Regions from separate parts of the Homo sapiens genome. Here region 2 is linked to region 1. A link is a loop called in an ENCODE intact Hi-C map of the cell type or tissue named here. Cell type or tissue: heart right ventricle. All regions are shown on one strand. Each heading gives the region's core, and the rest is flanking DNA. Links, peaks and the distances in the headings are about the cores only.

The links. Hi-C counts contacts between places; a loop is a spot of excess contacts. Peaks named below come from ENCODE experiments on the same cell type or tissue, not always from the same donor. Only the 100,000 strongest peaks of a DNase experiment are listed, where the experiment ranks them.
Region 2: a loop joins it to region 1, with 5 times the contacts of the local background. A loop is called at or near these places in 20 of 110 quality-filtered maps.

Annotation. Positions count from the first base shown.
Region 1 is chr15:98,776,489-98,781,870 of GRCh38, reverse strand. All of the region lies in intron 2 of IGF1R (insulin like growth factor 1 receptor), which reads right to left. LOC124903560 (a long non-coding RNA gene) reads left to right here. Exons shown (of 2, transcript XR_007064772.1): 1 at 1-5,382. Among named protein-coding and RNA genes, the nearest start is that of MIR4714, 5.2 kb to the left of the region's middle. RefSeq lists enhancers at 3,761-4,667, 4,668-5,382. In heart right ventricle, for the core only: a CTCF peak has its summit at 2,095 (motif pointing left); DNase peaks (open chromatin) are centred at 2,080 and 4,736; H3K27ac peaks cover 3,468 bases.
Region 2 is chr15:98,879,034-98,884,415 of GRCh38, reverse strand. All of the region lies in intron 2 of IGF1R (insulin like growth factor 1 receptor), which reads right to left. Among named protein-coding and RNA genes, the nearest start is that of MIR4714, 97 kb to the right of the region's middle. RefSeq lists an enhancer at 1-581. In heart right ventricle, for the core only: CTCF peaks have their summits at 2,390 and 2,589 (motif pointing right); no DNase peak of the experiment used is centred there; H3K27ac peaks cover 1,719 bases.

The DNA of each region.
Region 1 (5,382 bases), core at 107-5,106:
AACCTTAAGACTCTTAAACCTGGAATATCACAATGCTGTCCAAATTATCCATCAAGTCTACAAAGACAGGAAATAGACTCAATATAGCCCCAGTACCCCGGCACAGTAATAGCACATGGTACATAAGGAGCATGTGACATGCATATGCAAATAAGAGGTACAAAATATGCAAGGTAGATAAAGTTCTAAGTAGTTTACATATTTGCCCTATCTTGTTTATACTATTTACCAAAAAAGGCTAAATGTTATTAACTCATTATTTCTATTCAAAAAGCATTTGATAAATAGCAGAAATTCAGTCAAGTACTTACTACTTTACAAAAAGCTCAGGTAAATAAATATAAATGGAAAACTGAGAAACTAGGTTCCACTATAAGCAGAGTCTTCACCAGCTATGGGTAGCTCTAATGGAACAGTAAAATCTTCTAATGGATTTAAATACGATCTGATGTGCGACATTAGTAATTTAATTTGGAGGGACATTTATTTCTAGCAAAAGTGATCAGGCAAGTCCCTTCTACACCCTAAAACCCATTTCTTTTTTGCCCCCAATTTTAAACCTGCCTCACTATTAAAGCTTCAAGACAAACTCTACAATCATTTTATCAAGCTCCAAACAAGCTGCAGAAGTACTAAAATTGTTTTTAAATTATAAATCAATTTGGGAAGAAGTGACATTGATAATATTCCAGTTTCTCACCTAGAGAAAATGGCATTTCGCTTCATTTAAATCTCTTTTTCTTTATTTTGAAACAGGGTCTCGCTCTGTCATCCAGGCTGGAGTACAGCGGCACAAATGTGGCTCACTGTAGTCTTGACCTCCTGGGCTCAAGTAGTCCTCCCACCTCAGCCTCCTGAGAAGTGGACATGACAATTGTATGCCACGACTCCCGGCTAAATTTTGTTTTGTTTTGTTTTTTAAGAGACAAAGCTTGCCATGTTGCCCAGGCTGGTAAATCTTCTTTTCTACATTGTTCAGTAAGATTGTGTAGATTTTCTGTAAATACATCCTACAAGTTTCCTATTAGAATTACTTCTTGTTATCTGGATTGTTTAATTAAAAAGAAATGCAGTTTTATTACTTCCAAAAACATTAAGCAATTCACTTATCTATCTAAACCGTAAGGAGATCCTTAAGGAGATAGACTGCCTAAAGTGAATAGTGAGGCATGATTTATAATTAGTATGTTAATTTCATCTGTAAATAGGAAACTATAAAACTTTTCAAGGTAGTTTAAAAAATTCCATCAAGTAGATAACATATTCACCTTACAATTTTATTTACTCTCTCTCTCTTTTTTTTTTTTTTTTTTTTTTTTTTGAGACAGAGTTTCATTCTTTTTGCCCAAGCTGGAGTGCAATGATGCAATCTTGGCTCTCCACAACCTCCACCTCCCGGGTTCAAGCGATTCTCCTGCCTCAGCCTCCTGAGTAGCTGGGATTACAGGCATGCGCCACCACTGTGGCTAATTTTGTATTTTTAGTAGAGATGAGGTTTCTCCATGTTTGTCAGGCTGGTCTTGAACTCTCAACCTCAGGTGATCCACCCGCCTCAGCCTCCCAAAGTACTGGGATTACAGATGTGAGCCACCACACCCGGCCTACTCTGTTAATTTAAACAACTATTAAATGAGACAATACACTGCAAAGCACTTAGAAAAGTGCCTGACACAGGAATAAGTTTTCTTTTTTCTTTTTTTATTTTATTTATTTTTTTATTATACTTTAAGTTTTCAATAAATGCGAATGTTTGTTATTACATAAATTTAAAAAAAAAAAATAGCCACCTGGCTCCATTCTTGGCCACAAACTCTGAAGAGGTGGAGTTAAAGTGTGTGAGGTATGTCGGATAACCTCCCATGCAAGTCACTACCACAGCTGACATCCCGGAGCCAGAGAACTTGATGAATGTCTTCAATGGTCACAGCTGAAAAGGGAACTAACTCCAGGTCCCCAGGCTGACTTGCCCTCCGAGCCTGGAGGGCAAACTCTGCTAATTAACTCTCTTTGCTTGGGTTCGCCTCTGTCATCTTCACCCCTGTGCCAACAGGCTATCTCCACAGATAGCCTGCTCTCGTGTGCCCTCTACTGGAGGGCTGTGGTTCCAGAGTTGCTCCAGCCTCGGACTCGGCTCCCCGCAGACGGAATGTCCTCCTCCAGGGAGAGGCTCGAGTCAAGTGCTAATGTGTTGTCAACCTCTGACTCCAGAGAAGCGGATTATATGATTTAATGATAGTTCCGCATCAGAAAAGATTTTGAAACGTGTAGCTCAAAACAGTAAAATTTCACAGTGATTATCTGAAACTGAAGTAGTCCAAACCGCTGACGGTGTAACCTGAGCAACTTGTTTTAACTCCTCTGAGGCTGTTTCCTCATCTGTACGGTGGGAATAGCAGTACTTACCTAACCAGGCTGAGGATTAAATGAATTAGTATCTGTAAAGTGCTTAGAATGGTACATAGCACAGAGCAGTGTTCTTAAATATTTCTTGAAAAAATTAATAAAGGAGAAGCCTACCTTAAACCTTCAGAGAAAATCTGAAGTCGAAATTTTTAAAAGCTAAATTTTAGAATCAATTGCATTTTAAAGTCATCATGAAACATGAGGTTGCTGCTACACAGTCACTTGTGCTGGATTATATAACAGGTGAAAACTTATTCTCTTGGGAATTTCCAGAACTCTGTGGCACAGCCAAAATACACCGACCTTGAATACATTGTTCTGGAACAAAGTGGATGTACTGAACACTGAATTGATGTTACTACTTCGTACCAAGCACACAGCACTGAATGCTCTCACGCTCAATTATCTGACAGTGATGCTAGTAAGAATAAAACATAATTTTTAATCTTATTTAAAATGTATTATGCACTCCCAGAGTACTTACAAGAAACTACTCTTCTGCTTTTCATGGATATCTATTCATAAGAAGAAAGACAGCTGGTTTTGGGGCTGGTGGTGGGTTTTTCCATTGTTTTCAAAAGACAGAGAGCTATGCATATGCTGACTTCCAAAGAGGCTATCATCAGTCACCGGAAATCCACAGAAAAGGTCACTGCCAGAGATCTGCCATGTGTGATCCACCCACTCTCACTTCAAGGCCACTAGCACCACTACCAGGCTGACACAAGGCCCCTGGGAAGGTGGCCCAGTGCAGGACAGACACAAAAGGGACCACAGTCAAGGAGCAGCCTTACTTTCTCACCTCACCCAAGATAGAGAGCTATGGGCCAAGGGAGGGGAAATCAGGATATGGCCACCCAGGCCAGGGCTGCCCCCACTCCTCAACCCTGCTCCCCTGGAGAAAGACCGTACTCTTATCAAGGGCCCTGTGGGTGACAAAGAGCTAGAGAGCCACTGTGACCACTGGGTTTCTGCACCATTTGGCTAATGAAAACCATGACCCTCTCTGGGTCTCAGTCTTCTCATCTGTGAAGTGGAAGGATAGGCAAAATGACATGAATAACAGAATGAGTGACTATAACCCAAGCCCACAGCTTAGTGTCAAGGATTGTGAGAACGAAGCAAAAGGCATCAAGCACTCTGAATTGTTCAAATAATGAAGATGATGCCCACAAAGACAGATAGAACATGCCTCAAAGCTTCTCAGTTTTCCTACGACTAAGATAACCAGTCACCATGTGGCATGACTCCGAGGACCACGTACAGGCTTTGCATCTTCTGTGAAGGCTTCAGTTGCCCTTGGGGATACATCGCCGTTCTGTCCACCAACACTCTCTCATGTTCTCAGGACATAATTACCTATTTCTGTTCTATCCTCACCCCCTAAAAGATTAGTCTAGAACCTGTTCTTATTAAGCTCTGCATTGTCATTGCTGAACACTCTGTCATGCAGTAGGTGCTCAATAAATATCTAACCCCCGTACACACATCAAAAACAAAAGAGCATCTATGGGTCTTTATACTGTAAGGTTTTACTTTCTTCTCCCCTACTTCCCTACTATTGGTCCCTCCATCTAGACCTTACGATCTGCAGTGGTCTACATTTGGGACCCTTACAGTAAACGTGTGCCACTTCTCTGAAAAGTCATGCAGCTGCTCCCAGCTCCGTCTCTGCATGACCAGGCAAGTGAGTGCAGACCTCATCTTACATCTGTGTGGTTCTCTTTTCTGCAGGCTGAAATGCTGCTCTCCCCATCAACTGTGAGGATGCACTTGCTGCCCTCTTGCCCACCAAGGTATGGGGCCTGGAGAGCTACGTTTGTGTCTGCTCTGACTTTGGACAGCCCCCACAGGGGTCATTCCCCGGCAGCTCATTCCATCACTGAGATGTGCTGAGATCCCAGAGCCGCCTGCACCCTTGAGGTTCCTCTTCGGTCATCATTCCTTGCTTGGACTTCTTTAGACGTCTAGAGACTTCCGAGGTCGGTGAGCAGACTGTGTCCTTAACCAGCATTTTGTTTCTCAGGGCCTCCCCGGGCCCCTCACCACCTCCCTCTCAGACTCCCAAACCCTGGAACTGAATTCAAGGCAACCTTCTTCCCTCTTTGAAAGGTTTAACAAACAGCGTCTCAACTTTAACCTTGGCAAGTACATTAACCAAGTTCCAGGTCACATGAATTAACGGATGGCCCACTTAAAACAAACCACACTGAGTAGCTACGAGGAATGTCTCCACTGCGGCAAGTGCAAAATCCAAGTGAAGGCCCTGATCAGCAAATTGAGCGTGCTTCAGGACACCCGCCCCTCCTGCCTGGCCCCCTGCCGCTGCAGCAACACATGTGAACTGACACGGTATCTGAGCACACCCCGGGAAACAGACCGCAGCCCTCCCTGGCGCCCAGTGATTACAGGCCAAGGCTGAAAGCAGCAACAAGAACCAAGAAACAAAGCCTTCTGTGAAACCAGAAACCACACAAGGTCACAAAAACAGCAAGAACTTGTAAATCCTGAAAACCCTTCAGTGAGGAATTTTCCTAAGCACCTGTGTCCAGCTCTGAAACAACAGTGGCTTGACACATACCTGAGACGATGAGAGCACAAATCCAGCCGCCCCTCCGGAAAGACCATTCAAGGTCACGGGCGTTTTAAGATGTGGTTCTCTTTTGGGCTTATCTGTGGAAAAACATCCAAGGCACAGACCAAACAGCTGCTTTGAAAACACACTCAAGACAGACCACATCCTTGCACACCGCTGTGGCCTCAGGTGAGAGGAGGTGGAGGTGAGGGCCGCCCAGCACCAATGTCTGGTAATGGCAGGTAGGGGAACTTCACATGCACCTATGTTATTTCAGAGCCTGGGCTCAACAGGGAGGTAGGGGGAAGGAGGGAAGAGGCTCTTAAAAATAATGCTGACAAAATCAAGTACCAAGAACACAAGTGTCCTGATAACTAGTAAGTTTCTTTTTTAAAGAAATAAAA
Region 2 (5,382 bases), core at 73-5,072, 100 kb before region 1:
GCCGGGTACAGAACTTTTCTTTTGAGGGGTACAGAAAGATCAGCTCAGTCTGGGACGTGTTGTTTTTGTGTACACATCCAAACGGAAATGCCTGGCGTGCAGTTTGTGTGGATGCAATCAGGCGTGATCTGAGCTGGAAACATCCTGGGGTGTGGTCAGCAGATGGATGGAGAAGGGACTGTGGGTTGGGTGTGGGGGAGGTCTGAGGATGCCCGGGGGACCCAGGAGAGATCACAGCACACACCGTGGCCAAGGCTGCCACCGTTCACAGGGGCCTAGCAGCCCCCCAGTGGAGTGTTCACTCCTTTAGAATACCCCCATTCCTTTAAAAGAAATGTGCTCGAGGGGATTACAGTATATTCATCTGTGAATTCCCAGACCCATGTTTCACCCTTCTCTGTCCCCAAGTCTAGGTAACAATAATAATGTATTTGTGGAATTATCTGGAGCCTCATGAACATGGTACCAAGGGCCTAAAGGCAAAGAGTTTTCAACAAAGGGTTGGTTTTTGCTGCCTTCTGTCTGGTCTTCAAACTAACCAGAGTGACAATAAAAAGAGCCCCTCCCTCAGGGGCTGCCTAGGAAGCCTGTGTGCCCTGCTGCTTTTCCAGGGAGGCAGAGGCAGCCCGGCGAACACTTTCGACAGAAAGGGTATCTTTATTTTCAGCACCCATGAATGACTGCAGAGGGACTCAGGGAACCCACGGCTGGCACAGGAGGAGGACAGCCTAGCCGGGGCAGGCGCTGAGTCCACTCAGCTGACAGGTGTGCCACCATGCTCTCGCCTCGTAAAATAATCTTCAATCAATCCTCGCTTCTGTCCTCTCACACACACTACTCCCCATCCCTATCACCCCAGGGAAGAAGAGAGTGACGGTGAGCACAGGCTTCTCAGGCTGAGAGAGCCACCGTATTACAGCTTGGCTATTAGTTTGAAGTTCTTTAAACAAGTCTGCTAGGTTGGAAAAGGAAGCTTAGTTGAAAATGCTTAGACCCACGAGGTAAAACCAAATGCTGCACATACACACAGTAAAGACATATTTTCTCAAAATGAAGACAAGAGGATTCTGTCAAGCTTCTGGTCATCCTAAGGAATGGTTGGAAAAAAACCCCACTGAGCCACTGCCTAGAGATTCCAGGAAGAGTTTAAAACAACTTCCAAACAGGTTTCTGCCTGGAGCTGCAGCCATTATGTGGAATCAGCTACGCACGGCAAAAGAAAGTTCAAGTGGCAAGCGCTGTGTCTTAAACGTTCACAAAAGAAAATCACATCGGCAACATTTCTCAATGCCAAAAAGAAACAACCTCTTGTTCTAGAGAAAATATCCCACTATAGTAGTTAGACCCAGAAGAAACACTTTATGGTCAGAATGGAAGATACCACAGTTTGTCTGTCTGAACCTAAATAAAAAGGTTTTCAAGAGAACCAGCACTTTGGGGGTGCACCCAGGAGCACACAGAAAGGTACACCTGAGCAGAATTCTCAGTGTGCACAGCAGGGCTGGTTAGTCAGGGGGCTGGACCACACCTTTCTGAACCTGTTAAGATAGCAGGCCTGAAAGCTCTCATTTTCTCCCAAGTCCAGTGTGTACAAGGAGATCTTGCAGTCTTTGAAAGGGGTTGAGACTCCATTTTGAGTCTGCTGTCTTCCTAACAGGAAGCCTAGACAAGGGTGAACTTCCTAATGTACTAGGGTATACAGAAGGGGCAAGGAGTTACATATTTTCACCCCTCATCACTGTCCCTATTCACTCTCTTCTTCTACATTCCCATCCCTCTGAGGTGACACTGGGTTGCAGGACTGCTTTATGGCATGCAAAGGCAGGCAAGAAGCTCCTAGGGCCATGACATCCACCTGGCCCAGTTTACAAGCAACAAGCACTTATGCAGTCCTTTCTCCCTTTCATCCAATCACAGATTCTTAGATCTGAAGAGAAATTTACAGTCATCCATTGCATACTGATCTGAAACACTTCTTTACAAAAACCTGGGTGACTCTTCAAACAAAGTCCAAGGGAGCTCATTACTTTCCAGGAAGTGCTACTCCACTGCCAGATGGCACCCATCTTGACGAACTTCCTCCATACACATATTAAAAATGCGCTTTCCTGTACTGGACCCTCCCCAGCCCTCATGCAGGTGTCTGACACGCAGGGGAAGTGAGTGCTGCTTTGTACAGGTCAGACTTTCAAACAATATTCCAAGATGACGGTCACGGCTTCCCTCTGAACATCTTACTCAGTCACCACTCACGCAACACGCCCTAGACCTATTCTAACAGTACAGAGGCAGTCTGAACAGTGTAGAAATGCTCTTTTTTGCCCAAAGCAGCTTGCTTGCCGTTTCTCTGTGTGATCTTAAGAATAACTATCATCAAACATAGCTGGCTCACTCTGAGCTTCTAGTCACCTGAAGTTCCAGGTCTTCTTGTTCACAAAAACTATTCATATCTCTACTATATAAATGTAATTTATACTGGAGATTCTGAATACAGGACTTTGTATTAATATACAGTTAATATTCACTAAATATATTCCATGCGCCTTACAACACATTAAGCATCTCACATATATTTCTGCATTTAATTTAATCCCCCTAATGATCACAAGGGGGCAGTATCATTATCCTCATTTGTACATGACCAAATGTTCACACCAAGAGCACACAGCTGTTACACTGCAAACCTGGGCTTGGAACCCAGATCCTCCTGACTGTTGATTGCAGCCTCTTCCCCCACCGTGTTTATGGTGGTATGTGGTTGCAGCATGTTTCTATTGTCTAAAAGGAAGGGCCGGCCAGGCACAGTGGCTCACGCCTGTAATCCCAGCACTTTGGAAGGCCGAGACGGGTGGATCACCTGAGGTCAAGAGTTCAAGACCAGCCTGGTCAACATGGTGAAAGCCGATCTCTACTAAAAATACAAAAATTAGCTAGGTGTGGTGGTGGGCACACCTGTAGTCCTAGCTACTCGGGAGGCCGAGGCAGGAGAATTGCTTGAACCCGGGAGGCGGAGGTTGCAGTGAGCTGAGATCGCGCCACTGCGCTCCAGCCTGGGTGACAGAGTGAGACTCCATCTCAAAAATAAATAAATAAATGAATGAATATTTTAAAAATAATAAAAGGAAGGGGCTATGGGAGTTCATCTCATGCTACTTTTCCATTTAAGCATGTATCCATCAGGAAGAAATACAGCACCCTTTTCTCCGCCACACTAAGAGGTGTATCACTTAGACTGAAGGACAAAACCCAGGCAACATGACACTCTGGAAAAGGGTCAGGCATCCAGGTGATGCTAAGGAGATAACACGTACCCACTAAGGCCTTCTTTATTTATTGAGTTCCAGCAAATGGAACTTTTTTTTTTCTCTGCAGAAGTGTGCAAGCAGTTTCCAGCCTTGCTGAGCTACATGAATTGATGAAGAAAATACACTCTCATTATCTAATCTCATTACTAAGACTTGTTTGGGTGGAACTGGCTCTGTGGGTCACTGAGTCTTTCTGGGTCTTGTTGTTCTGTCTCCTGATAGCACAGTCACTTACATATGGTTATATTTGCCCTACAGAACATGCTGCAGTAACTGCCTCTGATGAGAGGAGCTTCTGCTTCAGTTGTTGCAATTGAGCAGTGACCCTTGCTGATAAACCTGTGGATTTTGGTATCTGTGGGAGGTCCCAGAACAAATCCCCCATGGGCATCAAGGGAAAACTGTCTATGGTACCACTATGATGTCTTATAGGCTATGTCAAGCTTGTGAAATTAAAGAACAAAGTCTGTTGTGGAGAAGAAGAAAAAACTTAGTTCTATGCCATCCCCTTGGTGGTGTATATAATCAAGGCTCACAGAAATATCCAAGTTCCAAGTAGATTCTCACTGTCTGGGACAGAAGGCATGCCACAAGGTTTGGCTGCTGAATGTATCTGTGAACACTTAATTAATGAGCAAAAGAAATAATTGCCTGACAGTGCCCACTGGATCACTTAAGTCTCCGGAACCAACACGCAACGCTGGGCAGAGTATTGAGAAAAAAGAAAAACAAGCAAACACCACAAAAAGGGCAAGCAAGAAACCAGAAGGAGGAAAGTTATAAATAGCATCATTATTAAATAGAGGTTTTGAGAGCTAATTAGTAAGGGTAAAGAGAGAGAAGTCATCAATGCAAAGAATTAACACAAAGGCTGAGAAGGAGGCTCAGGAATCGTCCTCTAGCTGGGCTGTTGGGATGGTATAGGTTATAGGATGCTTCCCCTTCCTTCACACATTTTTTACAATAGCTTTATTGAGATCTAATTCACATACCCTATAACTCACCCATTTAGAGTGTACAATTTGGTAGCTTTTAGTATATTTAGAGAGTTGTACAAACACCACCACAATTAATCTTAACAATATTTTCATCACCCCAAAGAAAAACCCAATACCCGTTAGCCATGCTTCCCACGCCCCTTTCCCAGGCAATCACTATTACACTTTTCGTCGCTATAGATTTGCCTATTCTGGATATTTTACATGAATGGAATCAGACAATAGGTAGTGTCTTTTGTGACTGGCTTCTTTTACTTAGCATAGGTAATGTTTTCAATATTTATCTCTGGTGTGGCATATATCAGTACTTCATTCCTTTTTATTTTCATTCATAAATTTTGACTTTCATGATTCATATCACGGGAAGATTAGCCCTGTAACCTTTCTATGAATGTGCAGTGATAAAATCACAGGTACACTGGTCACAGGTTGGTGGAGAGAGGCCCATCTGGACCTCAGAATCTATCTGCATTCTAGATTCATTCTAAAGGAAAAACGATTTGGTAACGCTATCAAATCAACTAAATTGTGCCATTCTTTGATACCAGGAAAAAAGAGTTAAGAGACATCCAATCTGTCAGGGAATGTTCACCCCCGTGTGCCTCCCCTCTGCTCCGAGTCAGCAGGACACGTGCTCTAATGATGGAGAATAAAACAGTGGAAGGTGCCTCATCTTTACAGAAATGCCTGGCAGAGGAACTGGATGCTATAGCACAGAAAGCCTCCTTAGATGGCAGCAAGGGAAAAAAGCAAAGGAATAAAGTCCAATATTAAGAAGGGGCTGGGGGCGGAATTTGGCCTTCTACTTCTTTTACTATCACTGTATTTTTATAAAATATTCTTTTAAAAAATATTCTAGTGTACTCTGAAATCATCCCCGAATTCTTTCTTTTAAACTCATATTCAAAGCCTACTTATACATTTGGGAAAGAGAGATAAGTTATAATGGTAACGACAAAAAATCAAGGACAAAGGCAATGAAGAACACTGTGAAATCCAGGCTGGACCGGCCCTGCTTCGGCGTTCTGGGGCGAGGTCATCATGAGCCGGGTTTCTTCACGCATGGACACACAGTGTCG